Linked DNA regions of Homo sapiens: region 2 is linked to region 1. Evidence: read pairs that join two places in POLR2A ChIA-PET (ENCODE). Cell type or tissue: PC-3. All regions are shown on one strand. Each heading gives the region's core, and the rest is flanking DNA. Links, peaks and the distances in the headings are about the cores only. Region 1 has its middle 32 kb from the start of LINC01186. Region 2 has its middle 55 kb from the start of LINC01204.

What was found. ChIA-PET counts read pairs that join two places held together with the same protein. Peaks named below come from ENCODE experiments on the same cell type or tissue, not always from the same donor. Only the 100,000 strongest peaks of a DNase experiment are listed, where the experiment ranks them.
Region 2: POLR2A ChIA-PET joins it to region 1 with 5 read pairs; 2 of 35 experiments call an interaction of 5 or more read pairs at or near these places.

The regions. Positions count from the first base shown.
Region 1 is chrX:46,351,825-46,367,612 of GRCh38, reverse strand. No RefSeq gene overlaps it. Among named protein-coding and RNA genes, the nearest start is that of LINC01186, 32 kb to the right of the region's middle. In PC-3, for the core only: no CTCF peak of the experiment used is centred there; no DNase peak of the experiment used is centred there.
Region 2 is chrX:45,442,809-45,458,596 of GRCh38, reverse strand. No RefSeq gene overlaps it. Among named protein-coding and RNA genes, the nearest start is that of LINC01204, 55 kb to the left of the region's middle. In PC-3, for the core only: no CTCF peak of the experiment used is centred there; DNase peaks (open chromatin) are centred at 8,436 and 12,316; H3K27ac peaks cover 6,392 bases.

The DNA.
Region 1 (15,788 bases), core at 3,484-11,483:
TTAGTAACTGCTTCATTAATTGAATGAAGCACTTGAGGGCAGATCACTTGAGGTCAGGAATTCTATTTGTTGGATTCAATATTCTATATAGGTTTGTCAAGACAAATTTGTAATTGGGTTCAGTTCTTCCATATTCTAATGTATCTTAGGTCACTGAATCTGTTAATACATGAGCGAGGGTGTACATTACTCACTGGAATTCACTCGTTATACAACAAATATTTGTCAAGGACCTACCATGTACCAGGCCCTGTTTTAGGTGCTGGGATTTAACAATGAGTGAAACAAAGATTGTGCTTTCATGAAACTTACCTTGTGATTGGAGGAGACAGACAATAAGTAAATAAATAAAAATATCTATAATGCATGTGTCAACACACAAAATTATAACAAATTTAGTTTAAAGATCTCAACTGGCTTTATTGGAATTCTAGAATCAGGCAAAACTTTATTCCATAAAATAGAATTAAGTGTTCCCATGAGCTGAGCAGAAGAGACTGGCTTTATAGACAGAGAAGGGCTGGAGAAAGCAGAAACAAAGAACAAAGTATACTAAGGGGTTCAAAGCTACTTTTCTTGTGAGAGGGGGACAGGGAGACAGAACAATAGAAAGATAATAGATTAGTTAATGACAGGTTACTTCAGGCTACTTCTTTTGTGAAAGGATTTAAAACAGAGAGAACTTCATTATCATGCCAACTGAAGATTTAAACTGGCCTGTTTGGGAAATTGGCTCTCTCCTAATTTCTCAGAAATTCAGATGATAAATTAGTTTGGATTTGGCGATGTGAAACTTTAGCATGAGCGACTCCATTTGCTTTCTAGTCTGATCTATTGGGGCCTAGTACAGGAGCTTAATCCAAACCAATAACTTCCTATAATCTTTATTTAACAAATGCTTCAGGTGGTAAGAAGTAGTAAGAAGAAAAACAGAGCAAATAAAGGGACAGAGAATGATCAGGATGATGGGCATGGGGGATGGGTGCTCTTTTAGGTAGGGTGTGGGAGCAGGCCTTTCTGATAGGGTAACACTTGAGCAGATGGGCAAGACAGATGGGGAATCCACCACAGATAGCTGGGACTCAGGGTTCCAGAAAGGGATCCTAGAGCCAATTATGTCAAATACCAATAAAAATCCCATGTAAATGCTCTTACCTCATCTGTTTATGCAGAACCTTAAACCTGCTCTCAGGTGTCCTGCACTAGAGCAGAGACCTAAATGAAAGGAGGGGGCAGGGCATGTGATTATTTGGAGGAAATATGTTCTAAGCAGAGGAAATAGAATGTGCAAAGGCTGAAGTTAGAGTGTGCTTGTGAAATGGCAGAGTGAGACAGAGAGCTATAGGATCCATGGTGAGGGAGAGGTAGTCCAAGGCCCTGAAGGTCAAAATAAGATCATAGTAAAGCTTTAGATTTCTGCTTTTGCCAACTTTTTCCCTTAGTCAGTTTTTACTTTATGTAGTTCAGTATTCAGTACTCTTAAAAAGTTATTTTTTTAGGCCGAGCATGGTGGCTCACACCTGTAATCCCAGCACTTTGGGAGGCCGAGGCGGGCGGATTGCCTGAGGTCAGGAGTTCGAGACCAGTCTGGCCAACATGGTGAAACCCCATCTCTACTAAAAATACAAAAAAATTAGCCAGACCCAGTGGCGGGTGCCTGTAATCCCAGCTACTCGGGAGGCTGAGGCAGGGGAATTGATTGAACTAGGGAGGTGGAGGTTGCAGTGAGCCGACACCGCACCATTGCACTCCAGCCTGGGCGACAGAGTGAGACTCCGTATAAAAAAAAGTTATTTTTTAAATCTCTGCATACAGATTCAAGACATATACCTTCTTTGCACACTTTATTTTTATCAATCTAAAATATGGTTCTATGTCTAATTTTTAACTCTAATTTTCTCTGATAAATAATGCTATTGCTTAGGTTTTGATTAAGTTTTTTTTTTTTTTTTTTTTTGAGACAGAGTCTCACTCCATCGCCCAGGCTAGAGTACAATGGCGCAATCTCGGCTCACTCCCAGGTTCAAGCGATTGTCCTGCGTCAGCCTCCTGAGTAGCTGGGACTACAGGCGTGTGCCGTGACAACCGGCTAATTTTTATACTTTTAGTAAAGACAGGGTTTCACTGTGTTGGCCAGGCTGGTCTTGAACTCCTGACCTCGTGATCAGCCCACCTCAGCCTCCCAAACTGCTGGGATTACAGGCATGAGCCACCACGCCTGGCCTAAAATTTTTATGATATATCTTTGGTCATTCATTTATTGTTGATATTTCTGACATTTTGCCCTTTAAGATACAAAAGAGCCCCTGCTTCTTTCTGTTAGAGAAATTTAAGCTCTTCACTTTTATTATAATTTCTGATACATTTGGACTTTTCTTTAGCATCTTATTTTGCTTTTTCTATTTACTATAATACCTTATTATTTTTTTCTTTTCCTTTCATGTTATTTCCTGCATTTATTAGGTTACTTTTGTTTTCTTTTTTCCTTTTGGTGCTTTAGAAATTTTGCATTCAGTTCCAGATTCTGGAACAGCACTTTTATTTTCTTCTTCTTCTTTTTTTTTTGAGACAGAGTCTTGCTCTGTCGCCCAGGCTGGAGTGCAGTGGCATGATCTTGGCTCACTGCACCCTCTGCCTCCTGGGTTCAAGCAATTCTCTGACTTAGCCTCCCGAGTCACTGGGATTACAGGTGCCTGCCACCACACCTGGCTAATTTTTGTATTTTTAGTAGAGACGGGGGGTTTCACCATCTTGGCCAGGCTGGTCTTGAACTCCTGATCTCGTGATCCACCCGCCTCAGCCTCCCAAAGTGCTGGGATTACAGGTGGGAGCCACCACGGCGGGCTGGAACAGCACTTTTCAATAGAACTTTCTGCAATTATGGAAATGTTCTACATCTGCACCGCCCAATTTAATAGCCAGTAACCACATGTGGCTACTGAGCACTTGTAAGGTGACTAGTGTGACTAAATAACTGAATTTTAAATTTTATTTAATTTTAGTTGATGGGAATTCAAAAAGCTACATGTAGCTAGTGGCTACCATTATTGGATAGCGCAGTTTGAAAGATTAAACTTAAAATGTTAATGGAGCAATTTAAACATCTTTTAGAAAAACTGAATACTCAGTATCTGCAGGCATACCTTGTTTAACTGCACTTTGCTTTGTTGTGCTTTGCAAATATTGTGTTTTTTACAACTTGAATGTTTGTAGCAACCTTTCTTCAAGCAAGTCTATCAGTACTATTTTTCCAATAGCATGTGCTTACTTTATATCTCTATGTCCCATTTTGGTATTTCTAGCAATATTTCAAGCTTTTTCATTATGATTATATCTGTTATGCTGATCTGTGATTAGTGATCTTTGATATTACTATTGTAATTGTTTTTGGGTGCCACAAACCCCGGCCATGTAACGCAGCACACTTAATGGATAAATGTATGTATTCTGACTGTTCCATTGATTGTCCATTTCCCTATCCTTAGCCCTGTCCTAGAGCCTCCCTATTTCCTGAGATACAATATTGAAATTAGGCCAACTAATAACCCCACCATGGCCTCTAAGTAAGTGTTCAAGTGAGAGAGTCACAAGTCTCTTACTTTAAATCAGAAGCTGATTACACTTAAGGCTGGGCGTGGTGGCTCACGCCTGTAATCCCAGCACTTTGGGAAGCCAAGGCGGGTGGATCACTTGAGGTCAGGAGTTCGAGACCAGCCTGACCAATATGGTGAAACCCCATCTCTACTAAAAATACAAAAATTAGACAGGCGTGGTGGCAGATGCCTGTAGTCCCAGCTACTTGGGATGCTGAGACAGGAGAATTGCTTGAACCTGGGTGGCAGAGGTTGCAGTGAGCTGAGATTGTACCACTGTACTCCAGCCTGGACGACAGAGTGAGACTCTGTCTCAATAATAAATAAATAAATAAGCTGATTACATTTAAAATGTTAATGCAGCAATTTAAACATCTTTTAGAAAAACAGTACTCACTATCTACAGGCATAACTTGTTTTACTGGATTTTACTGTGTTGCGCTTTGCAGATATTGTGTTTTTCACAATTTTTTTTTTTTTAACAAAAATTAAGCTTATTGAGACAGGCAGATTGAAAACTTAGGCCAAAAGTTAGGCTTCTTGCACTAGTTAGCCAAGTTATGAATACAAAGGGAAAGTTCTGGAAGGAAATTAAAGCTGCTTCTATAGTCAACACATGAATGACAAGAAAGAAAAGTAGCCTTATTGGTGATATGGAGAAAGTTTAGGTGGTCTGGATAAGAAGATCAAACCAGCCACAACACTCCCCTAAGCCAAAGCCTAATCCAGAGCAAAGCTCTAACTGTCTTCAATTCTATGAAGGCTGAGAGAGATGCGAGGAAGCTGCAGAAGAAAAGCTTGAAGCTGGCAGAGATTGGGTCATGAGATTTAAGAAAATAAGCCATCTCCATGACATAAAAGTGCAAGGTGAAGCAGCAAATGCTGATGGAGAAGAAGCTACAGCAAGTTATCCAGAAGATCTAGCTAAGATCATTGATGAAGGAGGCTACGATAACAACAGATATTCAATGTAGACAAAACAGCCTTCTATTGGCAGAAGGTGTTATCTAAATTTCCTTTTCTTTTCTTTTCTTTTTTCTTTTTTTCCTTTTGAGATGGAGTTTTGCTCTTGTTGTCCAGGCTGGAGTGCAATGGCACGATCTTGACACACCGCAATCTCCGTCTCCCAGGTTCAAGCGATTCTCCTGCCTCAGCCTCCCAAGTAGCTGGGATTACAGGGATGTGCCACCATACCCGGCTAAATTTTTGTATTTTTAGTAGAGACAGGCTTTCACCGTGTTAGCCAGGATGGTCTTGATCTCCCGACCTCAGGTGGTCTGCCAGCCTCGACCTCCCAAAGTGCTGGGATTACAGGCATGAGCCACCATGCCAGCCTAAAATTTTCATAGCTAGAAAGAAATAAATGCCTGGCTTCAAAGCTTCAAAACACAGCCTGGCTCTCTTGTTAGGGGCTAATGCAGCTGGTGAATTTAAGTTGAAGCCAATGCTCATTTACCATTCTGAAAATCCTAGGACCACTAAGAATTATGCTAAATCTACTCTGCCTGTGCTCTACAAATGGAACAACAAAGCCTGGATGACAACACATCTGTTTACAGCAAATCACTGGGTAGGCACAACAGCAGAATAGAGATGACAGAGTGAAGAGCCAGTGCACTTGAAGATAGATCAATACAAATTATTATTGGGGCCTGGCGAGGTGGTTCATGCCTGTAATCCCAGCACTTTGGGAGGCTGAGGAAGGCAGATCACCTGAGGTCAGAAGTTCAAGACCAGCCTGGCCAATGTGATGACACCCCATCTCTACTAAAAATACAAAAATTAGCTGGGTGTGGTGGCAGATGCCTGTAATCCCAGCTACTTGGGAGACTGAGGCAGGAGAATTGCTTGAACCTGGGAGGCAGAGGTTACGATGAGCCGAGATCACGCCATTGCACTCCAGCCTGGGCAACAAGAGCAAAACTCCGTCTCAAAAACAAAAAAAAGAAATTATTATTGAGAGGCCTAGGTGGGCGGATCACTTGAGGTCAGGAGTTTGAGACCAGCCTGGGCAACATAGTGAAACCCCATCTCTACAAAAAATACAAAAATTGCTGGTCGTGGTGGCATGCGCTTGTAGTCCCAGCTACTTGGGAGGCTGAGGTCAGAGGATGGCTTGAGCCCAGGAAGGGGAGGTTGCTGTGAGCCGAGATAGCGCCACTGCACTCCAGCCTGGGTGACAAAGCCGGACTCTGTCTCAAAACAAAAACAAAAATAAAAACATATAATAGAGCTCCAATACATTTGGCAGCAGACCTTCCAGTGGAAACCTTACAGGCCAGGAGAGAGTGGCATGACATATTTAAAGTGCTGAACCTTTACCCTAGAATAGTATATCTGGTGAAAATATCCTTCAGGGCTGGGCATGGTGGCTCTCACCTGTAATCCCAGCACTTTGGGAGGCCGAGGTGGTGGATCACCTGAGGTCAGGGGTTCGAGACCAGCCTGGCCAACATGGCAAAAACCCATCTCTACTAAAAATACAAAAATTAGCTGGGCATGGTGGCAGGCACTTGTAATCCCAGCTACTTGGGAGGCTGAGGCAGGAGAATTGCTTGAACCCGGGAGGTGGAGGTTGCAGATCGCTCCACTCCAGCCTAGGGGATAGGGTGAGACTCTGTCTCAAAAAAAAAAAAGAAAAAAGAAAGAAAGAAAGAAAAGAAAATATCCTTCAAACATGAAGGAAAAATAAAGACCTTCCAGACAAACAAAAGCTGAGGGATTTCCTCAACACCAGACCTGTCCTACAAGAAAAACTAAAGGGAGCTCTTCAATCTGAAAGAAAAGGACCTTAATGAGCAATAAGAAATCATCTGAAGGTACAAAACTCATTTGTAAAAGTAAGTACACAGAACATTATAACACTATAATTGTGGTGTGTAAACTACTCACATCATTAGTTGAAAGATGGAAAAAATGAGCTGATCAAAGATAATAACTGGCTGGGTGCGGTGGCTCATGCCTGTAATCCCAGCACTTTGGGAGGCTGAGGCAGGGGAATCATGAGGTCAGGAGTTCGAGACCAGCCTGGTCAATATGGTGAAATCCTGTCTCTACTAAAAATTAGCTGGGCATGGTGGCGGGCGCCTGTAATCCTAGCTACTTGGGAGGCTGAGGCAGGAGAATTGCTTGAACCTGGGAGGCAGAGGTTGCAGTGAGCCAAGATCGCACCACTGCACTCCAGCCCAGGCAAAAATGCAAGACTCCATCTCAAAAAAAAAAAAAAGGTAATAACTACAACAACATTTCAAGACATAGACAGTACAATGAGATATAAACAGAAACAACAAAAAGGTAAAATGTGGGGAGAAAATGTTAAAATATAAAGTTTTTATTAGGTTTCTTTTTGCTTGTTTGTTTGTTTGTTTATGCAATCAGTGTTATGTTGCCATCAGCTTCAAATAATGGGTTATAAGATATTGTTTGCAAGACTCATGATAACCTCAACTCTAGAAATATACAACAGATACACAAAAAATACAAAGGAAGAAATTAAATTATATCATCAGAGAAAATCAGCTTCACTAAAAGGAAGACAAGAAGGAAAGAAAGAAGGGATAGAAGACCACAAAACAACTAGAAAACAAATTTAAAAATGGCAAGAGTAAGTCTTTACTTGTCCATAATAATGTTGCATGTGTAAAAAGTAAAGTAGAGGTTCCTCTTCAGAGACTTTCCTCCCTGTCTACTTAGGAATAAATAGTAACTTCTCTTAGAAGCAAAATTTATTCAAAGTCCTGTGCTAACATTCTTAAATATCTGTGCTAACATTCTGAAATATCTGCTAGCTGTAATAAAGAAATCAATGTACTTTGTATTCTTAGCTCCCACAATTTAGCCTAAATATTTACCCTGGTGTGCTTATACTGGTCCAAGCAAGCATTAGGTCATAGCCTGTTCATCTTCCTTATTTGGAGGTGTTTTTACCTTTCTCAGCATTGCACAAGTTACTTCCTCCTTCCTTTGTTCTCCTCTGCCTTTGCCTCTTTTGGAAAGTTCTAAGTTGCTAGCCAATCGGGACAAATACAGAATGTGAGGTCCCATTCCAGCCAATGGAAACTGGACACAGCAGTAGGGTGGACGCATCAGGTTATAAATGACCCTGTCTTCTTTGTTCAGTGTACTCTCATGGCAAAACTGCTGGCAAGTGTACCCTTTCTGCAGAAAGTTAAAATGGCCTTGCTGAGAGAATTAAATTTATGTTCAAGTGCTATTTCTTTGTGGCACTGGGGAACAAGCATTCTATTTCTAAATAAACATTTTTACATATAACACATGTAAATGGACTAAACTCTCTAATCAAAAGACAAAGTAGCTGAATGGATTAAGCAAGCAAGATCCATTGATTTATTACCTGCAAGAAACAAACTTCACCTATAAACACACGCACAGGCTGAAAATAAAGGAATAGAAAAAGATATTCCATCCAAATGAAAACCAAAAAAGAGGAGGAATAGATGTGGTTCTATAAGACAAAATAGATTTCAAGACAAAAACTATTGAAAGCAACACAGAAGGTCATTATATAATGATAAAGGGGTCAATTCAGCAAGGGGATATAACAATTCTAAATATATATATGCACCCAAGACCAGAGCACCTAGATATGTAAAGCAAATATTATTAGAACTAAAGACAGAGAAAGATCGCAATACAATAATAGCTGGAGACTTCAACACTCCTCTTTCAGCATTGGACAGATCATCTAGACAGAAAATCAACAAAGAAACAGGGAAAAACTGAAAGCCCTTCCTTTAAGATTTGGAACATGAGAAGAATGCTCACTTTCACCACTGTTATCCAACATAATACTGGAAGTCCTAGCTAGAGCAATCAGACAAGAGAAAGAAATAAAGGACATCTGAATTGGAAAGGAAGAAGTCATATTATCCTTGTTTGCAGATGATATGATAGATTTGGAAAAACCTAAAGACTCCACAAAAAAAAAAAAAAAAAAACTATTAGAACTGATAAATTCAGTAAAGTTTCAGGATACAAAATCAACATACAAAAATCTGACTGGGCGCGGTGGGTCACATCTGTAATCCCAGCACTTTGGAAGGCCAAGGCAGGTGGATCACTTGAGCTCAGGAGTTCCAGACCTGTGTGGGCAACATGGTGAAAACCCATCTCTACCAAAAAATACAAAAATTAGCTAGGTGTGGTGGCACATGCCTGTAGTCCCAGCTACTGAGGAGGCTGAGGTGGGAGGATCGCTTGATCCAAGGAGGCAGAGGTTGCAGTGAGCTAAGATCATGCCACCACACTCCAGCCTGGTGACAGAGCAAGACCCCATCTCAAAAAAACAAAAAAACAAAAAAACAAAAAAACAAAAAAAACTATACCATTTCTATATGCCAACAGTGAACAATGTGAAAAATTAATTTTTTAAAATCCCATTTACAACAGCCACAAGTATAATTAAATATCTAGGAATTAACCAAAGAAGTGAAAGATCTCCATAATAAAAACTATATAATACTGATGAAAGACACTGAATAGAACACCAAAAAAATGGAAAGATATTTCATGTTCATAGATTGGAAGAATCAATATTGTTAAAATGTCCATACTACCCAAAGCAATCTGCAGATTCAGTGCAATCCCTATCAAAATACCAATGAAGTTCTTCATAGAAATAAAAAAAAATCCTAAAATTTATATAGAACCACAAAAGACCCAGAATAGCCAAAGCTATTCTGAACAAAAAGAGCAACACTGGAAGAATCACATTAACTGACTTCAAACTATACTACAGAGATAATCAAAACAGCATAGTGCTTGCGTAAAAACAGACACATAGACCAATGGAACAGGATAGAGAACCCAGAAACAAATTCATATATTTACAGTGAACTGATTTTCAACAAAGGTGCCAAGAACATACATTGGGGGAAAGACAGTCTCTTCAATAAATGGTGCTGGTAAAATTGGATATCCATATGCAGAACAATGAAACTAGATCCCTATCTCTCGCCATACACAAAAATCAAATAGAAGTGGGTTAAAGACTTAAATCTAAGACCTCAAACTATGAAACTACTCTAAGAAACCTTAGGGAAAATCTCCAGGACATTGCAGTAGGCAAAGATTTCTTAAGTAATACCCCAGAAGCACAGGCAACCAAAGTAAAAATGGACAAAGGGGATCACATCAAATTAAAAACTTCTGCACCACAAAGGAAACAATCAACAAAGTGAAGAGACAACCCACAGAATGGGAAAAAAATATTTGCAAACTATCCACTTGACAAAGGATTAACAACCAGAATATATAAGGAGCTCAAACAACTCTATAGGAAAAAATCTAATAATCCAATTCAAAATGGGTAAAAGATCTGAATAGACATTTCTGAAAAGATATGCAAATTGCAAACAGATATATGAAAAGGTGCTCAGCATCACTGATCATCAGAGAAATGTAAATCAAACCCATAGTGAGATATCATCACACCCTAGTTAAAATGGCTTGTATCCAAAAGACAGGCAATAACAAATGCTGGCAAGGATGTCGAGAAAAGGGAGCCCTCATACAGTGTTGGTGGGAATGTAAACTAGTATGACCACTATGGAGAACAGTTTGGAGGTTCCTCAAAAAACTGAAAGCAGAGCTACCATATAGTCCAGCAATCTCACTGCTGGGTATATACCCAAAAGAAAGGAAATCAGTATATTGAAGAGATAGCTGCATTTCCATGTTTATTGCAGCACTGTTCACAATATCCAAGATTTGGAAGTAACTCAAGTTTTTGTCAACAGACAAATGGTTAAAAATATGTGGTACATATACATAAGGGAATACTATTCAGCTATGAAAAAGAATGAGATCCTGCCATCTGCAACAACATGGATGGAACTGGGAGTCATCAAGTGAAATAAGCTAGGCACAGAAAGACAAACTTTTCATGTTCTCACGTACTTGTGGGAGGCAAGAATTAAAACAATTGAACTCATGCAGTTAGAGAGTAGAAGGATGGTTACCAGAGGCTGGGAGGGGTAGTGGAGGGGATAGAGTGGGGGAAGAAATGGGAATGGTTAATTGGTACCAAAAAATAGTTCGAAAACATGAAAAGATCTAGTATTTGATAGCAGAACAGGGTGACTATAGTCAATAATAATTGAATTGTACATTTAAAATTAAAAATAACTAAAGGAGTGTAACTGGATTATTTGTAACACAAAGGATAAATGCCAGAGGTGATGGATACCCCATTTGCCCTGATGTGATTATCACACATTGTATACCTGTATCAAAACATCCCATATACCCCATAAATATATACACCTACTATGTACCCACAAAAATTTTCATAAAAAATAGAGCCTGAAGATGTGACTGAATTGCTGCCATCTCATGATAAAACCTGAATGGATGAGAAGTCGCTTCTTATGGATGAGCAAAGAAGGTGGTTTCTTGAGCCAGAATCTACTTCTGCTGAATATGCAGTGAATATTGTTGAAATGGCAACAAAGGATTTAGAATATGCTGGAAACTATTTGACAAAGGGGCCGGGTTTCAGAGGATTGACTTTAATTTTTAAAAGAAGGTCTACTGTGTCTAATATGCTATCAAACAGCATTGCATTCTGTAGAGAAGGCTTTCATGAAAGGAAGAGTCAATCAATGCAGCAAATTTCATTGTTGTTTATTTTAAGAAATTGCCACAGCTACCTCACCCTTCAGCAACCACCACCTTGATTAGCCAGCAGCCATCAACAAGGAATCAAGACCCTCCACCCGCAAAAAGATTACAACTCACTGAGGGCTCAGATAATTGTAAGCAGTTTTTAGAAATAAAGTATGTTTAAATTAAGATATGTACATTGCCTTTTTAGACATAATGCTATTGCACACTTAATAGACTATATGATAACATAAATATAGCTTTTTTTAAAAAAATAGAGATAGTGTCTCATTATGTCGTCCAGGCTGGTCTTGAACTGCTGGGCTGAAGTGATCCTCTCACTTCCCAAAGTGTGGGATTATAGCCACCATGCCCAGCCACTGTAAACGTAACTTTTATGTGCACTGGGAGACAAAAAAATTTGTGTGACTCACTTTATTGTTATAGTCACTTTATTGCAGTGGTCTGGAACTGAACCTGCACTATCTCCAAGATATGCTTGTAATAATAATAAAAATAACCGCATAAATAATATAAGAAAACATAAATAACTTTTTTAATTTTAAGATAATTCCAGAGTCACTTGCAGTTTTAAGAAATAATATGGAGAGATTCTGTGTATTCTTTGCCCAGTTTCATCCAATGATAACATTTTGCAAAAGTATGCTACAAATAAGAAAACCATAGAGACAGAGAGTAGAATAAGGTTATCAGTAGTGAGTGGAAGGAGCAATGGGGATTGTTACCTAATGGTTTAGGGGGATTTTTCTGCATGATGGAAAAGTTTTAGAAATAGATAGTGGTCAGCCGAGTGTGATGGCTCATGCCTGTAATCCCAGCACTTTGGGAGGCCGAGGTGGGTGGATCACCTGAGGTGGGGAGTTGGAGACCCGCCTGACCAACATGGAGAAACCCTGTCTCTACTAAAAATACAAAATTAGCCGGGCATGATGGCACATGCCTGTAATCCCAGCTACTCAGGAGGCTGAGGCAGGAGAATTGCTTGAACCTGGCAGGTGGAGGTTGCGGTGAGCCAAGATCGCGCCATTGCATTCCAGCCTGGGCAACAAGATCGAAACTCCGTCTCAAAAAAAAAAAAAAAAAAAAAAAAAAGAGAGATAGTAGTGATGGCTACACATCATTGTGAATATACTTAATGCCACTGAATTGTGCACTTAAAAAATGGTCACAATGCTAACCTTCATGTTTTGTATTTTACTAAAATAATTTTTAAAAACCTTCTTAGAGACTGAATGTTTGTGTACCCCCAAAACTCATAAGTTGAATTTCTAACCCCCAGTGGGATGGTATTTGGAGGTGGGGCATTTTGGAGGTAATTTGATTTAGATGAGGTCATGAGGGTGGGGACTTCGTGATTAAATTAGTGTTCTTATACAAAGGGAAAGAGAGACCAGTTTTTTCTTTCTTCACCATGTGAGAATACAGCAAGAAGGTGACAATCTGCAAGTCAGGACAAGAGCCCTCTGCATTAACTGAATATGTTGGCACCATAATCTTATACTTCCCAGCCTCCATAACTGTGAGAAATAAACATCTGTTGCTGAAGCCATTCAGACTATGGTATTTTGTTTTAGCATCCTGAGCTGACTAACACAAACCCATAGTACAATATCACAACTGTAATACTGACATTAATACCATTAAGATACAGAATAGTTGTATCACCACAGGGATCCATCAGGTCGCCCTTTTGTAACCACATCATGCTCCCTTCTTCTTCCCTGCAGCCCTCATCCTTGACCCCTGGTAACTACTAATCTGTTCTCTATTTCTATAATGTTTCTTTTTTAGTCAGCTTAGTTCCCTTGAGATCCATCCAAGTTGCTGCTGTATGAATAGTTTTTTACTTTTCATTGTTAAGTGGCATTCCATTGGTATAGATGTAACACAGTTTTTAAACTATTCACCCATTGTGATTATTATTAATAAAGCTTATATGAACATTTATGTATAGGTTTTCAACACCTGCAGCACTACAGCCCCTCTCTGGGACATCCCTGAAAGACAGTGGTGAAGGGAAATCCTTTCAGTTGGCAAAACTTTGAGCAGCACACCTGGCTATGCACTTCGCTCAGAAAGAGAAACGGCCAGATATGCAATTATATACCAATTCATGGGCTGTAGCCCATGATTTGGCTGGATAGTCAGGGACTTGGAAAGAATATAATTGGAAAATTGGTGACAAATATATTTGGGGAAGAGGTCTGTAGATAGACTACTTCGAATGGGCAAAGAATGTGAAGGTATTTGCATCTCATGTGAGTGCTCACCAAAGGTTTACCTCAGCAGAGGAAGATTTCAATAATCAAGTGGCTAGGATGACCATTCTGTGGAGACCAGTCAGCCTCTTTCCCTAGCCACCCTTGTCACTGCTCGATGGGCTAATGAAGTAAGTGGCCAGGCTCCAGAGATGGAGTTTATGCATGGGCTCAGAATTGACCAAGGCCAACCTGACTATGGCCACCACTGAGTGCCCAATCTGTCAGCAGCAGAGACCAACACTGAGCCCCCAATATAGGACCATTCCCTGGAGTGACCAGCCAGCTATCTGGTAGCAGGTTGATTACATTGGATTGCTTCCATCATGGGAGTAGCGGCATTTTGTCCTTACTGAAATAGACACTTATTCTAAATACAGATTTTCCCTTCCTGCATGCAATGCTTCTGCTAAAAACTACCATCCATGGACTTATAGAATGCCTTATCCATTGTCATGGTATTCCGTACAGTGTTGCTCCTGATCAAGGAACTCACTTCATAGCAAAAGAAGTGTGGCAATGGGCCAGATTCATGGAATTCATTAGTCTTATCATGTTCTCCACAATCCTGAAGCAGCTGACTTGATAGTACAGTGGAAAGGCCTTTTGAAGACTCAGTTACAGCATCAGCTAGGTAGTAATACCTTGCAGGGCTGGGGGCAAGGTTCTTCAGAAGGTTGTATATTCTCTGAATAAATGTCCAATATATGGTGCTGTTTATCTGATAGCCAAGATTCATGGATCCAAGAATCAAGGGATGGAAATGGGAGTGGCTCCACTCACTATTGCCCCTAGTGACCCACTAGTAAAACTTTTGCTTCCCGTTCCTGTGATTTTATGCTCTGCTGGCTAGCGATCTTAGTTGCAGAGGGAGGAATGCTTTCACCAGGAGTCATAACAATAATTCCATTGAACTGGAAGTTAAGACTGTCACCCAGCCACTTTGGGCTCTCATGCCCCTGAGTCAAGGCCAAGAAGAGAGTTATAGTGTTGTCTGGGGTGATTAATCCAGACTACCAAGAGGGAATTGAACTACTACTCCACCATGGAGGTAAGAAAGAGTATGTTGGGAATACAGGGACCCCTTAGGATGTCTCTAGTTTTATCATTCCCTGTGATTAAGGTCAATGGAAAACTGTAACAACTCAATCCAGGCAGGACTATTAATAGCCAAGACTCTTTAGGAATAAAGATTTGGGTCACTCCACCAGCTAAAGAACCACAACCAGTTGAGGTGCTTACTGAATGCAAAGAGAATATGGAATAGGTAGTGGATGAAGGTAGTTATAAATGCCAACTACAATCCACATGACCAGAAAAGAAGACTGTAATTATCATGAGTATTTCCACCTTATTTTGTTGTGAATATACTCGTGTGTCTGTGTGTAGCAAATATCTTTGCTTTCTTTCATCTTATCTCTTATCATATAACATAATATGTATTGACTTTATATCAGTATTTAAGTATTGTTAACTTTATATCATAGTATTTAAGTTATGGGATATCAGGAGAAGAGTAAACATCACTCAAGGACTTTCCTCTTCTGGGGAAGGGATTAGTGCATTTTCAGTTGTATATAGAATAGTTATATCATGTTAGGTGGAATTATGACCTTGTTATTGTCTTCTCTTGGAGATTAAGTATGGTTTAAGGAGATGCCTATGGGTGCCAAGTTGACAAAGATGAACTTGTGACAGTTAATTTTATATGTCAACTTGAGTGGTCTAAGGGATGCCCAGATAGGTGGTAAAACATTATTTTTGAGTATGTCTGTAAGAGTGTTTCTGGAATAAATTAACCTTTGAATCAGTAAACATGGTAAAGAAAATCACACTCACCAATGTGAGTGGCCATCATCTAATACATTGAGGGGCCTAAATAGAACAAAAAGGCAAATGAAGAGCAAATTTGCTCTCTCTGCTTGAGCTGAGACATCCATATTTTCCTGCCCTCAGATATCAGAGTTCCTGGTTCTTGGGCATTTGGATTTGGACTGGGACTTACACCTCTGGCTCCCTGGTTCTTAGACCTTTGGACTCAGACTGAGAGTTACACTATTGGCTCCCCTGATTCTCAGGCCTTCAGGCTTGGACTAGAAGTACACTGCTGTTTTTCCTTGATCTCCAAGTTGCAGACAGCAAATTGTGGGACTTCTTAGCTTCTTAGCTTCTATAATTGCATGAGCCCATCCTCCATAAAAAATCTCTTTCCAGCTGGGTGTGGCGGCTCATGCCCACCCAGCGGCTCATGTCTTTGGGAGGCCAAGGCGGGTGGATCCTTTGGTCTTAGGAG
Region 2 (15,788 bases), core at 5,176-13,175, 910 kb after region 1:
CTATAAAAATTCTGTAAGAAAACCTAGGAAATAGCCTTCTGGACATCGTCTTTGGCAAATAATTTATGACTAAGTCATAATTCCTCAAAAGCAATTGTAACAAAAACAAAAATTGGCAAGTGGTCCTAATTAAATGAAAGAGTTTCTGCACAGTAAATGAAACTATCAAGAGAGTAAATAGACAACCTACAGAATGGGAGAAAATATTTGCAAACTATGCATCCAACAAAAAACTAATATCCAGAATCTATAAGGAACATAATTCAACAATCAGAAAACAAACAACCTGATTAAAAAGTGGGCAAAGAACATGAACAGACACCTCTCAAAAGAAGACATACAAGCACCCAACAAACATATGAAAAAATGCCCAACATCACGAATCATCAGAGAAATGCAAATCAAAACTACAATGAGATGCCATTGCACACCAGTCAGAATGGCTATAATTAAAAAATAAAAAAAAAACCAGACATTGGTGAGGCTGCAGAGAAAAGAGAACACTTATACACTATTGGTGGGAATTTAAATTAATTCAGCCAAGCAGTTTGGGGATTTCTCTAAGAACTAAAAATAGAACTACCATTCGACCCAGCAATTCCATGAATGGGTACACACTCAAAGGAAAATAAATTATTCTACCAAAAAGACACATGCACTCATATGTTTATCACAACACTATTAAGAACAATGACATGGAATCAACCTAGATGCCCACCAATGGTGGACTGGATAAAGGAAACATGGTATATATACACCATGGAATACTATACTGACATAAAAAAATAAAATCATGTCCTTTGCAGCAACATGGATACATCTGGAGGCCATCATACTAAGTAAATTAACAGAAAAAAAGAAAACAAATATCACGTTCTCACTTATAAGTGGAAGCTAAACTTCCAGCACACACAGACATATGGAGAGGAACAATAGACACTAGGGACTTCAAAAGGAGTGAGGGAGGTAGGGGCACAAGTTCCATAAAACTTTCTATTGGTTACTATTTCACTGTCTTGGTGACAGAATCAGTGGAAGCCGAAACCTCAGCATCATACAATATACCCATTTAATAAACCTGTACATGTACCCCTTGAATCTAAAATAAAAATTAAAATTGAAAAAAATTAAAAATTAAAAATTAAAATAAAAAAAACTTTTGAAAGTGATAGATATGTTCATTATCTTGATGTTTTTGATGGTGTCACTGGTAAATACATATGTCAGAACTTGTCAAATTGTACATTTTAAATTATACCTCAATAAAGCTGTCAAAAAAGAAAAAAGAAAGTAAAACCCAATGCTCTGTAGTATCTCTCTTCTGGTGTAGTGGGTGTCGTATGTGCTAATATTTATTCCTCCTGTGATCATTATACATCATGACCTTCTTCAATGAGCTCATAAGTTCCCTAAACGTGGGGACAATGTCTTTTACACTGTTGTTTTGTTTTGTTTTATTTAATTTCTCAGAGTATATTGGTTAGAGCTCTGGCAGAAATTGATGAAATACTGCAATTGAGGTAATTTAAGGAAATTTTAATAAAGGAACTTTTTTTCTTTGTTTTAACCAAGATGAGGTCATTGTTAAGGGATCTCCCACAAGGGTTACTACATGACCAAGGGCAGGTTACAGAGAGGTGTTATTATCACCCCTGGGCCTGAGGGAGTGAAGGGATAGTGTGCTTATCAGAACTTGGACTTAGAGAGAAAATTATGTGGTGAGGCCTGTGACCTTCAGTAGGGTAATACACCCAGCCTTAATAAGCCTGCAGTGGGAGAGCTGGGGGAATAGCTAACAGAAGTCACCATTCTAATCTCCTCTTGGTGCTTCCCATTGGACAAGTCTAACTGGAAGTCAGAGCATGAGGAAGACCATTGATATGGTATACCCAGGTCAATCTCTTGAGAGAGTGATCAGAGCACAGAAGGGTAGAGGGTGGGTCTGAAGGCACAAATGGGGATAGGCAGCACACAGAATATCTAGAACTATTTTGAACATGTGCTCACTTTGCAAATGCTTCTTGTCTGATTGATAAATTGTTGATTTAAAAATCTTGACAAAACTATCATATGAATGACTATTCATTGGCATTTGAAAGCACTTCTCTTTTAGGACCATCTGCAAATTCAATTGACAGTTATTTTCTCACTATTGCCTCGTCAGCCCTTCTCATTCCATCAAAATTGTGCCAAATAAAAAATTTCCAGGGTTATTCCTTGATTTTTCCTCTGAACTCTTCTCTACAATAGAGATATTTAGATAAACTCTAATCTTTGTTGGAAGCTACACTATTTTTAAGTGTCCCTCTAAAAAAAGTTTTCATATTTAAATAAATTTGGGAAACTAAATAAAGTGAATGAATATATGCTAAAATGTAGAAACTGCAGCAAAACTTCTACCTGGACATAAAGGTGTTTCCATATTCCTCTGAAATCGAGGTGGAGGTTTCCAACCCTCAGTTCTTGGCTTCTGTGCACCCACAGGCCCAACACCACACATAAGCTGCCAAGGCTTGGGGCTTGCACCCTCTGAAGCAATGGCCTAATCTGTACCTTCTCCCCTTTTAGCCATGGCTGGAGCTGAAGCAGCTGGGACGCAGGGCACCATGTCCTGAGGCTGCGTAGAGCAGGGGGACTCTGGGCCCAACCCACGAAACCATTTTTCCCTCCTAGGCCTCAGGTCTGTGATGGGAGGGGCTGCCATGAAGGTCTCTGACATTTTCTCCATTGTCTTGGTGATTAACATTTGGCTCCTCATTACTTATGCAAATTTCCGCAGTAAGCCTGAATTTCTCCCCAGAAAATGGGTTTTTCTTTTCTACTGCATCATCAGGCTGCAAATTTTCCAAACTTTTACGTTCTGCTTCCTCTTGAACACTTTGCCACTTAGAAATTTTTTCTGCCAGATACCCTAAATAATCTCTCTCAAGTTCAAAGTTCCACAGATCTCTACAGCAGGGGCAAAATGCTGCCAGTCTCTTTGCATAGCAAAAGTGACCTTTACTCCAGTTCCCAACAAGTTCTTCATCTCCATCTGAAATCATCTCAGCATGAACTTCATTGTCCATATCACTATCAGCATTTTGGTCAAAGGCATTCAACAAGTCTCTAGGACATTTCAAACTTTCCCAGATTTTCCTATCTTCCTCTGAACCCTCCAAACTGTTCCAAGCTCTGCCTGTTACCCAGTTCAGAAGTCGCTTCCACTTTTTCAGGTATCCTTACAGCAGCACCTCACTCTCTGTGGTACCAATTTACTGTATTAGTCTGTTCTCACGCTGCTATGAAGACATACCTGAGACTGGGTAATTTATTAAGGAAAGAGGTTTAATTGACTCACAGTTCTGGATGGCTAGGGAGGCCTCAGGAACCTTACAATCATGGCAGAAGGCACCTCTTCACAGGGCAGCAGGAGAGAGAATGAGTGCCAAGCAAAGCAGGGAAAAGCCCCTTATAAAACTGTCATATCTCATGAGAACTCACTACCATGAGAACAGCATGGGGGAACCACCCTCATAATCTAATTACTTGCCATGAGGTCCCTCCCACAACATGTGGGGATTATGGGGACTACAATTCAAGATGACATTTGGGTGGAAGCACAGCCAAACTGTATCACCAGGTCATCCTCCCATTTTTACAACCACAGAAGAGCATCCCAGTAGACCCATTCTAATGCTACCCATAAACTGGTTCTTGGCATTTCCAGAAAAAAGTTATCCATCAAAGAAAACTTTTACTGTTATCATTTATAATTGGGGAAGAAATAGAGACTCTGGTCCCCACTGATGTGGCATGTTCACAGAATGAGTTGGAAAGGGGGTTATGAGAAAAATCATGCCTGCTAAGCCTTGATAGAGCAATAAACAGAAAACCCAAGCTGTGCTCTACAGTCTCTCTGTGGGATATGACCTGCAATCTTCATTATCAAAAGAGCGAACATTGTTTTTTCTGCTTTTCAATAGGTAATTCACTCTTATTCAAAGAGATTGTAGATAAAAATGCTCTGTGCTTTTGAAATTTACAATCTGCTGGACAATAGTTTCTGAGTGTTATGAGCACCATAGTGAGAACAGATGTCCTTGGGCTCCCTCCCCTGCCTTCTCCTCCGCTTCCCTCCTCTCCCCAGTACCTCCCTGCTTCTTCTATCTGTCCTTTCCACTGCTCCCCAGCCTCCAAGGCTGCTTTTGTGTTAACTCCTGCTGCCTTCACATACAATGTCCCACTGTCATTCACAAACAATGGCCAGTGTCACAGATGAGACCTCAGACATCCTGGCCTGCTGAGCTCCAACTTGAAAAACTAGCAATTAAAAAAAATCCTCCTATCTGCTAATCTTCCTTCAAAAGAATCAGATGCAAAATCATGTTCTTTTTCATGAAAATGTTCCTAGCCTGTGGGTGTCAACAGAGGAAGTCTGCCACATCCCAAGGTGACTAGCAAGAAAGCCTCCCACCTCATCAGTAAAGAACAAACTGCTAGGCAACTCTTCACCCACCAGAACTACATAATCGCCTCCTCTGTCTGTTTTGGTGGGCAGTAAAATCTGGGGGCATTTGTTCTGGAGCTGTGAGTAAAAGGGAATGAGTTGGGTTTACTGCCATCTTTCACAATAAGGTGAACTGGACTCAAATATAATTGCAATGTTTAAAGCGGTCTCAACCCTTCTAACACAAATGCCAGCCTTCTTCAGCATTCAGTTACTTGGCGCCAATAAACAGCCCCTCCTCCCTTCTTTCTCTTGTAGAATAAACAGCATGTGCTGTCATACACTGTCTGTTCCCACCTCGACAGGAAAACCAAATGTCCCGATGTTTTGGTTCCCTCATGTCAGCTCAATACTGGCTGGAAGTACTCAACACAAAGAATGTCCCAAAGAAAGAATTTCATTTTACTTGATGAAACCAGTATTTTCAAGCCACAATCCAAACTCTGTGATCAAAGAATGTGATTATTTTCTTCCTAAATTAAGTAGTGGTGTGCAAGGCAAAAGTCCATGAGGCAAATTATACCTCCCTGTAGCCATCCAGGTAACACCACCAGATAAAGTTTTTCTTTGTCTAGTACAAGGCACCATTTCTCAAAATGTCTTCCCATATGCTCAGAAACACGTAGAATAGAGGGCCCCACTGCAGATATTCTGAATCATAACCTCTGCATTTGAACAAATGTTCCTGGTAATTCTCATGTTCGCTCACGTTTGAAAATTACCGGTCTAAACTAGGGAAAGGTAGGTATGGGTCCAGAGACTCTACCTATACCTGCTTAAGCTATTTTTTATGCATCGCAGAGAAGAGAAGGGTTTTGAAGGCATACCCAACTCTCTATGCTTTCTCCATAAAATTATTTTATTTAAAACATCACCTGTTATATCAACATGAATTTCTGCTTAAACACAAGTGATACACAAGACAAGGACAAATGCTCGGGTATGATTTATAAATATTTGCTATCAAATAGAATTACTTTAAATTTCTGCCTATACTTTCATACAATCTTATATTACCCACAGGCTGCCTTTGGGCTTATTCCTAGATGTGATTTCTATGCTTTGCCTGCTTTTGGAACACATATCCATTCTTTTTACTTTCCACCCTTCTTCCAAGGATTATTTCTTCCATCAGTTTTTGTCTTTATAGAGCAGGAATTCACAGAGGGTAATCTGGGAATCCCAGGGGTCCCTGAGACCCTTTCAGGGGACTGATGAGGTAAAAACTATTTTCAAAACTAAGATGTTATGTTCCTTTTTCCCTCTTATTTTCTCATGTGTGTACAATGGCATTTTCTGGAGGCTACATGATGAGCGATGACATAATCACTCTGATGGCTAATGGAATGCATTTCTGTGTATTCTTGTGCTTTAAGATTTTCTCGATTTTAATTTCTAATATGAAAAATATCAATAGATATAGTCCACATAAACAAAAGCTCTTTGAAGTCCAATTTTTATCAATATAAAGGGGTCCTAATACCAAATAGCTTGAGAACTGCTGTTATAGAAAATGGAGTCACATTTCTATCAAGATGGGCCACATTTTAGTAAATTCAGAATTCTTGATCCATCTACTCAGCTGCCATCTCCCTGATGATCAATCAGTGAGCAGCCAGTTTCTGAGTGCCTGTTACATGTCAGGCACTGTACATATAGCAGTTGAAGATAGGAAAGAAGAAAAGAAGGAAGAGAAGGAAGGAAAGAAGGAAGGAAGGAAGGGAGGCAGGCAAATGAATAAAGGACAAAGAATGAGCTCCTAAAGGCGTTTATAGCCTTCTATAATTCTATCTATAGGTAATATGAGAATTATCTCAAAAAACATTTAAACTTAAGCATGGGTTAAGGCCAGTTTATTTGTGTTTCCAAAAGCTCCCCAGATGATTCTAATGCATAACTTTAGTTAAGAATAACATCTAAAATAATTGCCTCCAAAAACTGAGGTACAGATTCCTCTTTCTCATATAACTTACTGGTGCTTAGAGTACCTATAAATACTCAGAAGCAGGCAGCAGAAAGACATTTGGCTAAACGAGTACAGGAAACATCGTGGGACTCTTGTCAGTTAATAGGAAGACAAGGTAGGCAAGAAGCATTCAGTGTCTAGGTCCAACAACAAGGTAAGATTAAGGGATCAGGTTTCAACAGGACTATAGAAAGCAAGGAGGGTCTTGAGTTCTGACTACAAGAGGAGTTGAGCAAGATTCCTTTGCAAGAACCAACACAGGGACCTTAGCTTCACAACTTGAGCTAAAGGAGATGGCAATTAGGCAAGAGGCCAGGTATCAAAGCCAAGTACATAGGGAAAGCAGAATTTGCACACTGGGCTTTCTAAATGTACTCTAGATGCAAGATTGGTTCTAGGAGGTGCAAAATGGAGCTGGGAATGGTGTGGCAGGGAAGAAGGCTTTCAGGGACCCTGGAGATGAGTGTGAAAGACACAAAAAGAGGAAACAGACAAATCACCAAGCTTTTAAAAGTAAGTGTTGATCACTCAAAACACTTTTAAAAAACTGTGGCATGGGTGAGAAACCATAGTAGTATGTTTTTAGTTCACTGTAAAGAACCATGATTACCTGAAAATTAGATCTTGATTTGCTTTTGTTGTCTTAATTTTAAATATTACAAAGCACTTTCTAGTCTAATCTGACTTCCTGCAAGAAATAAATTTTTAAAAATTATTTTCTTAAATAAATCCCCTGATCTTAGTTTTTTCTTCTCATTTGTCTTTTTTACCTAAATTTAATTTGTTGTTATAGTTAAACAGGATCCACTTTATTAAGATTTTACTACATATACATTTATTCTCAATTGAAAATCATACACCAGGCTCTACAAAAGTTTCAAACAGGATGCTGCATAACATTTACTTGAAAAATAGTATAAATTTAGTTAATTAGTAAAAAAATTTTCAGAATGTTATGACTTCGTACAGAAGGGTATGGAGTAGCATACTTTCAGGGATATTTCATGTTTACTTCACAGAGCACCTGGATACACCAGAGCTACTTTCTGACAAATTGATCGATTGATCCAATAAAATCAGGATGGCAGAGCAACTTTGTGGATGTAATGTTCAAACTCTGAGCATTTCCTTAACAGCAATTCTTTCTGAAGGAAATAATCAACTCAATTTTTCTAGTTCTGTGCCCAATGGTGTCATGGATAAAACTTCTATAGCAGCTAATCCTGCATAAATAGCAGCCAACTGTGTGTATTGGAGACACATTACCTTATTTGTATAGTAATAGATGTCTAAACCACTTTAGACTAGACTTTCATTTGAAAGGTGCACAAAAGGTATTTTTTTCATTTAATAAACATTTACTGAGCACCTCTTATGGGCCAAGCCCTATGCAAGCTACTGAGGAAACAAAGACAAGTTAGACCCAAATTCTGCTCTTGAGAAGTACTCAAACTAGTGAATCATACGCATAAATCATTGACTGCAATATATCAGAATGAATATAATGTTAGAGGAACAAACTATTGTTTGTGTGCAACTATGAGCAAACTATTATTTATCCTTGTAGTGGAAATAGAGGATGAGGGTAGAGAGTCAAGGACACAACAGAGAGAAAGTGATATTTGAATTGGTACTTGAAAAGTGAGCAGGAATTTTCCAGAGGTAAAAAAGAGTGAGAGGGAAAATGTTTCCTTTTTTAAAGGCTTGTAAAACTGCCTTTAAGATGGCTTCTTGTATTCAGGGAGTAGGAGAACTGAGGAGGTGGATTACTTGATGAGGTCAAGAATGGACTCAATGGCATTTCCACAAAGAAAAACCTTAGCTGCCTCTTCCCTCCTAGGTGTCTTTGTTTTGTTTACCACTCTATTTCAATGAATCACCAGCTGGATGAAACCCAAGCAACCTTGGCAGATGAGGACTTGTTTTACCTATACTGGACTTCAAGGACTCTCTTTAGCTGACTCTTTGCAATATACGATTCTCATTGTCAGAGAATCTACATGCTCTGAACTTTTGAGCCTATCCTGTCCCATGTTTCTGGAATGAACTCTTGAAAGGCATGCTTATTAAATTCAAAGAATGTGGTAGGTTGGGTTTAGCAAATGTATGGAATGACAGATTCTGGGCACAAGAGTAATTCAGGCTAAAATTATGGCACAGATCCAGTGGGAGAAAAGGTAATAAAAACTGTGTAGAGTTCTTGAATTTGGGTTCATAAGACTAACTTCTAGAATGAGGATAGAGGATGAATAGGATCAAGTGTGGAATGACATAGGTTTCCATGATCTCTAAGCTCAGTGTACACAGATAGGGAGAATCTTCTAAAATTAGCTGACAAACCCTAAGTTATCACAATTCCATCCCATTTCAGGACAATCAGACCATCCCTGAAGTGTTGTGCTCCCTTCTGGAAAGCGTCCCTTAAAGATGTGGACGAAATGGAGTATGCCCAGAAGAAGAAATGGGATGATAAGAGATTTGAGAAACCACATCACAAGATAAAAAATTGAAGACCAGAGAAATCAAGGTAAAGAGGATAGGCCATTAATTATCTTCAACTAAGAAAAGTATGTACATATATAATGTATTTAATCTCCCTATGATACCATTTCAGAAGATTGATTTTGAAAAGACATTTGAGTGTATGTTGAGATCTCTTTCTGTATTCTTTAGGCTGTCTACAAATTCATTGGTTTAGCCCTGTGCAATTACCACACTATTTTATTATTATTTAAATATTGCATTATTTCACATTATCGCCTCTATTGGTTTTGTGCTTATACCAATTAGTATCAATATTTTAGTGGTTATCTTAGAAATTACAAACTTTTTTTTTTTTTTTTGAGATGGTGTCTCACTCTGTCTCCCAGGCTGGAGTGCAGTGGCGTGATCTCGGCTCACTGCAACCTGCGTCCCCTGGGTTCAAGCAATTCTCCTGCCTCAGCTTCCTGAGTAGCTGGGATTACAGACATGCACCACCACGCCTGACTAATTTTTGTATTTTTAGTAGAGACGGGGTTTCACCATGTTGGCCTAGCTGGTTTCAAACTCCTGACCTCAAGTGATCCCCCCGCCTCGGCCTCCCAAAGCGCTGGGATTTACAGGCATGAGCTACAGCCTGTAGTTCTCCTTGAAGAGATCCTTCACATCCCTTGTTAGCTGTATTCCTAGGTATTTTATTCTCTTTGTAGCAATTGTGAATGGGAGTTCATTCATGATTTAGCTCACTGCTTGCCTATTGGTGGTGTGAAGAAATGTTTGTGATTTTTGCACATTGATTTTGTATCCTGAGAATTTGCTGAAGTTACTTATCAGTTCCAGAAGTTTTTGGGCTGAGACGATGGGGTTTTCTAAATACAGAATCTTGTATTCTGCAAACAGAGATATCTGGACTTCCTCTCTTCTAAAACTGTATACATTCACACCTACCTTCCCAACCATGATCTTAGACATCTGTTACATCTGGACAGGTAAAGCATAGAACTATACACCCCCAGTGGCTTCTCTCTTTGCTCCATTGGGGGAGGGGTGGTTGAAATGGCCCTAGAGTTAAGCAGTAGGTTGGTCCTGAGCCTGGCCAAAATTGTAAAGTGGATAGTGTTCATCTTCTGTGCCTTTCTCCCCTCTATGTCCCCCTCTATCTCTGTCAATCTTCACTCAAGGAAGGAGCTCTCCTTGATTCTTCACTACCATCTCTCTACATCTAAGCCTGCACTGGCTCTTCCTATGCAGGTGCAAACCATCACGCATAGTATTAGATAAGTGTTCATAAGACCAGAAGCATCAGCATCACCTGGGAACTAGTTAAATCTGTGAAGTCACATTCAGAACTACCAAATCAGAAACTCTAAGGTTGGGGACCTTGTCATTTGTATTCTATTAAGCCTTTTAGGTGATTTTAGTGGAGGATGAAGTTTGAGAATCACTGCTTTAGAATCATTAGTCATCCTGAACTATAGATGATATCAGATTTTAGCATCTCCCCATCTGACTTATTATAGGTCTATTTGTGTTTTCCAGCTACCAGTACTGCCTGCATAATTTGCTAGCTCAGTGCAAAATGAAAATGTGGGGCCTCTTGTTTTAAAAGAAGGAAAATAGTGTCAGTAAAAGTATACAGAGGCCTTTTCCTTTCTTACCCATCTCTCTTGACTTGTCACAGTGTTTTTTTATTTGTAATTTACTATCATTCTGATTAAAGAAAAATGAAAGGTTTTAAGTTACTAGCATAAATTTTACCATTCCTCTTTATATTGTGTAATATCAGTTTGAATTGCAAATATTAGAGTATTTAACCCATATGCAGAATCACAAAACTTCACAGTTTGTATTTTGTGGAAGGTGCTTTGAGTTGGCCCGAAGAGACAGACACAAACCAGGTTCAGGAAGTTGCAAGGAGAAAAAGAGGATCCCTCAAGACAGAGCAAGTTGACAGCAGTCTCAACATGGGACACTCATAGGAAAAGTGCAGACTCTCCCAGACACCTGGGGCCTCTGCCTGCTACATGGGGTATACTCACTTGGGCCTGATAGTCAACAGGTTCCTCCTCCCCCAAGCTGCTTAACCAACACTCCAACAGAGAAGTGGAGCCTGGGGAATTCCAGCAAGTATTCTTCCCATGGTCTGCTGCCCCAATCCACAACAGATGGATGACCTCTACAGATCTTTAAACCTCCATGCCAGGACACAGTCAGTACATAGATCAGGGGTGGGCAAGGGGATTGCCCTCACTAAGACACACAATTGCCTACCAGATATGACATGGTACTACCAGTCTAAGGGCAGGGACAGCCATTGCCATGCCCATCCAGGGATTCCACAGAGTGAAAGCACACAACCCTGCCTTCCCCACACTCATACCCATGCCCTTGTCAGGGACAAAGAGTATCAGCTGTTGGGGCTGAGGGCAGGGACAGCCACTGCCATGCCCATCCAGGGATTCCACAGAGTGAAAGCACACAACCCTGCTTTCCCCACACTCATACCCATGCCCTTGACAGGGACAAAGAGTATCAGCTGTTGGGGCTCAGGTAAGGTGCGACATGGGGTATCAGGGGCAGGGGAGCATATGGCTGAGAAGCTGTCTCAGGTTGGGGGCAGGAGGCAAGACCTTCCTTGAGTTGAGGCTCCAAGCTTCTTGCATATTCCCCGTTGTCCATTCAGACATCATTTACAAAACACAAATTCCAAAATACAATTATTAAGAATTTGAAGATGGTGACCAGGTAGCATTAAGCTCCCAGATCAGGGCTCTTCTAAGCATAGGGTCCTGTGTAACTATACTGCTCACATGCCCATGAAGCCAGTCCTGCCAGCTACTCCTGAAATGGGTAGGATAAAACCTGACCAGATCAATGGCATACCTATCCAGACTCCACACTGCCTTAGGAATAGAGTGGATCTCCTCAACTAGTTTTAAAAAAACCTTCAGAATCTAACCCCTGATCATTTCTTCAATCTCATCTTTACCTAGTACCCCCTCTGCAACTATAGATTTTAGCCAAACTGAACTTACTAGCAGTTGCTTTAATCCACAAAGCTCTTTCTCAACTGCCTGTTGCTTCTGCTTCTGCCTGGAATGCTTTTCGCTTTCACTACCACCACCTGCACCTCCACCTTCCCCTACTTTTTCTCCTACTCTATCTTTCAGGTGAATACTCTAGATGCATCTGGCATCCTGTGTGGTACTGTACCATAATGCATTCAACCCAAGTGTGGGAATTAAAGTTGCCTGTTTACCTGCCTGTCCCCACAATAGCTATAAACTCCAAGAAGGAAGAGCTGGTGTCTTGTTCACTATATCTTCAGTGCTTGACAGAGTATTGGCAAGAGTAGGAAACAGTGACACTAATTAAATGGATGACTGGTCCAAGCTGTAAGACTCAGTGTGCTTTCACTGAAACAACCGCCTGTCAAAGTATCTTATGACTAAATGCTGTAATCTTTTATTCTCTGAGTCACACACAGAACTACTTCCTTTTTTGAGATTGTTTTTGTATCTGTCATATAGTTTTAAGTGGTTGAAGTTTATAGGACTTTCTTCAGATGAGATGCAATCTCTTCTTGCTTCAGTAGAATTTATACCTTAAAGATTTTTTAATCTTTCCTATTCTTCACTTGCTTCAAAAGTATTTATGATAACCGCAAGTGGTGGTGACCCCAGAATTATGATCTGAAATGCCTTTGGATCATCAGCACAGGATTTTGCAAGTAAGGCTGTGCATAGGTCAGGGCTCTCCAGGCAGGTCAGCATGCTTAAAGTCTTTAGGCTTAGAAGCCCTTAAAATATAAAAATAAATAAAATGAACATCAGTTACATTTTCTCTCACTGTGTACTCAGACATAAAAACCTCTCATTTTCTAAGAACCCTAAAGAGACAACTTGGGATTCACCTGAATCATTTGTCGTTGGCTCCTAAGAGATAGATAAAAATTAGGCGATAGCACAGCACGTGGAGGGAAGGAAATTCAGATGTCTTTGCTGCCCATTCCCTTCAGAGTGGGGCTCCACTTTGTCACAGTGTTCAGAGGTCAGAATCCAGAGCCCCAGCAAGAGCTCAAACATGCAGCGGCCCTCTGAGCTTTCTACCACCCAGCATTCATATTGACTTGGCTTTGAGGCTAACAATGGAAAGCTAGAGTTAGATTTGTCAAACTGTGCCTTGTATAAATTTGCTTGGTGTCTGAAGGCTGTTTTGAAAGTATATTTAGGCTTCTGGTACTCTTGTGAAATTAATTGTTTAAAAATAGCTTGTTTGGTGGGTATAACTTCTGAAATAATTCACTTTTTTAAAGTAACACTGTAATTTTTACTCAGTGGCAATGTGTTTGTTCTAAAGTACACATAGTTTATAATGGAAAGTAAGCCATGATCATGTGACTCTTCTGGAGAAAGAAGAGGTATTATATTTGCTTCACTTGACCCAGAGGTGCACAACCACAAGGACAGAAAAACATTTTGTAACTTCTATAGCTACTTTTTACTTCACTTGTCTAACATTTATTTAATTATTCATATTTTTCAATTTCTCTTCCTACCTATAACAGTAACTATGGATCACAAACTGTGTGCACATTTATTCTGTAACAGTATAACAAAATGGTTAAAAACACACCCAGCATCGGGAGCCAGAGTGCCTGGATTCAAATCTGAACCCCAGCTGGCTCACTTGCTATGAGACCTTGGGCTTCTCTGAGCCTCAGTTTCCTCATCTATAAAAAGGGGATAATAATACTGCCCACCCCACAGAGTTTTTGTGTGGTGCTATTACATGGGTCAATATGTTTCTTTATATTTAGCACTATAGATGTATTAGATAGGAATCACATTAGCAAGATGGCAGACTAGACGTTTTTATTATTATCTTTCCACAGAAGCATAGACAAGGGTTGATAACCACTCATGGATGACAGCACCTTTATGAGAGTCCAGTTGTATACTGGAGAAGTTCCGGCACAACATTGGAGCAAAAAATTTGAAAGTACATGCATTGAAGATGGTTAAAAAGAAGAGTTTCACTTTACTTCCATCACCTCTCCCTCAAGGCAGCATACCTCAGTGCCCAGACAGATCCCCCAGGTCCACAATTCCTTTGGACTGTGAGAACATAGTGAGTGCTCAGCTTCCACAGGCATTCAGGATGCTGCCCAAGAGGGCAACATTTTTTCTTGTCTGACATAGAATACTGACGTGATCGGCATAGCTGAGTGGTTGGGAGAGGCTGAGAACAGGGAATAGAGGCAGAGACTCACAGAAATTAGGGCCTGATGTCACCTGATGTCAACAAAGGGCCACAGATCCTACCAACCACTTCACAGACTTCATCAGGAAGCCTGCCCATGAGGTGCTGAAGACTCCCTGCCTGATGACCTCCCCACCAATTGACCCATAGGCACCTCCAGTGCTCTATATTTCTCACCTCCTGCAACCCATGACTGGCTCCCTATGCACACTCCCACAGAAGGCAAATGTCAGCCTCTGTGGATAGCTCAAGAGCATGAATGGTTAGCTGGCCTGACTCCGTGGGACTGGAGGAAGGCGCATGAACTTGAGCATTTCAGGGCACCACTCTAAGGAAAAAAAAAAACAGGAGGCTGTCAGCACCTGACCTTTGTGGGATCAAGAGAAAGCACACAAACTTAAGAATTTTCTCCTAAGAGGGAGCAAGAAGGTAGTTCTGTTTTAAGTTCTTTGAGAAATCTCCAAACTGCTTTCCGCAGTGGCTGAACTAATTTACATTCCCACCTGCAGTGTATAAGTGTTCCCTTTTCTCCACAACATTGCCAGCATCTGTTATTGTTTGATTTTTTGGTAATAACTATTTGGACTGGTGTGAGATGGCATCTCATTGTGGTTTCCATTTGCATTTCTTAAATGATTAGTGATGTTGAGCATTTTTTCATATGCTTGTTGGCCATATGTATGTCTTCTTATGAAAAGTGTCTGTTTGTGTCCTTTGCCCACTTTTTAATGGGGTTGTTTTTTTGCTTGTTAATTGTTTAAGTTCCTTATAGATTCTGGATATTAGATCTTTGTCATATGCATAGTTTGCAAATATTTTTTCCCATCCTGTGGGTTGTCTACTCTGTTGATAGTTTCTTTTGCTGTGCAGAAGCTTTGCAGTTTAATTCATTCTACTGTAAAGACATCTGCATTTGTATGTTTATTGAAGCAATATTCACACTAGCAAAGACATGGAATCAACCTAAATGCCCACCAATAGTAGACTTGATTATGAAAATTGGATACATATACACCATGGAAGACCATGCAGGCACAAAAAAGAACAAGATCATGTCCTTTGCAGCAACATGAATGGAGCTGGAGGCCATTTTCCTAAGCAAACTAACACAAGAACAGAAAACCAAATACCACATGTTCTCACTTATAAGTGGAAGCTAAACATTGAGTACATATGGACACAAAGAAGAGAATAGATACTGGGGCCTGCTTGAGAGTGGACGGTGGGAGGAGGGTGAGGATTGAAAAGCTACCTACTGAATACTACGCTTATTATCTGAGTGATGAAATAATCTATACACCTAACCCCCGTAACGTGCAATTTACCTGTATAACAAGCCTGCACATACTCCTGAACCTAAAATAAAAGTTAACAAAAACTGAATTATTATATAATCTGGCAATCTCATTGCTGGATATATTTTTACTCTGCATAATTCAATGGAAATGCCATCAGTATACTGAAGAGATATTTTCACCCCTATGTTAATTGCAGCCTTATTCACAATAGCCAAGATAATGGAATCAACCTCAATGTCCATCAACAGATGAAAGGATAAAGAAAATGTGGTATATTTACACAGTGGAATAC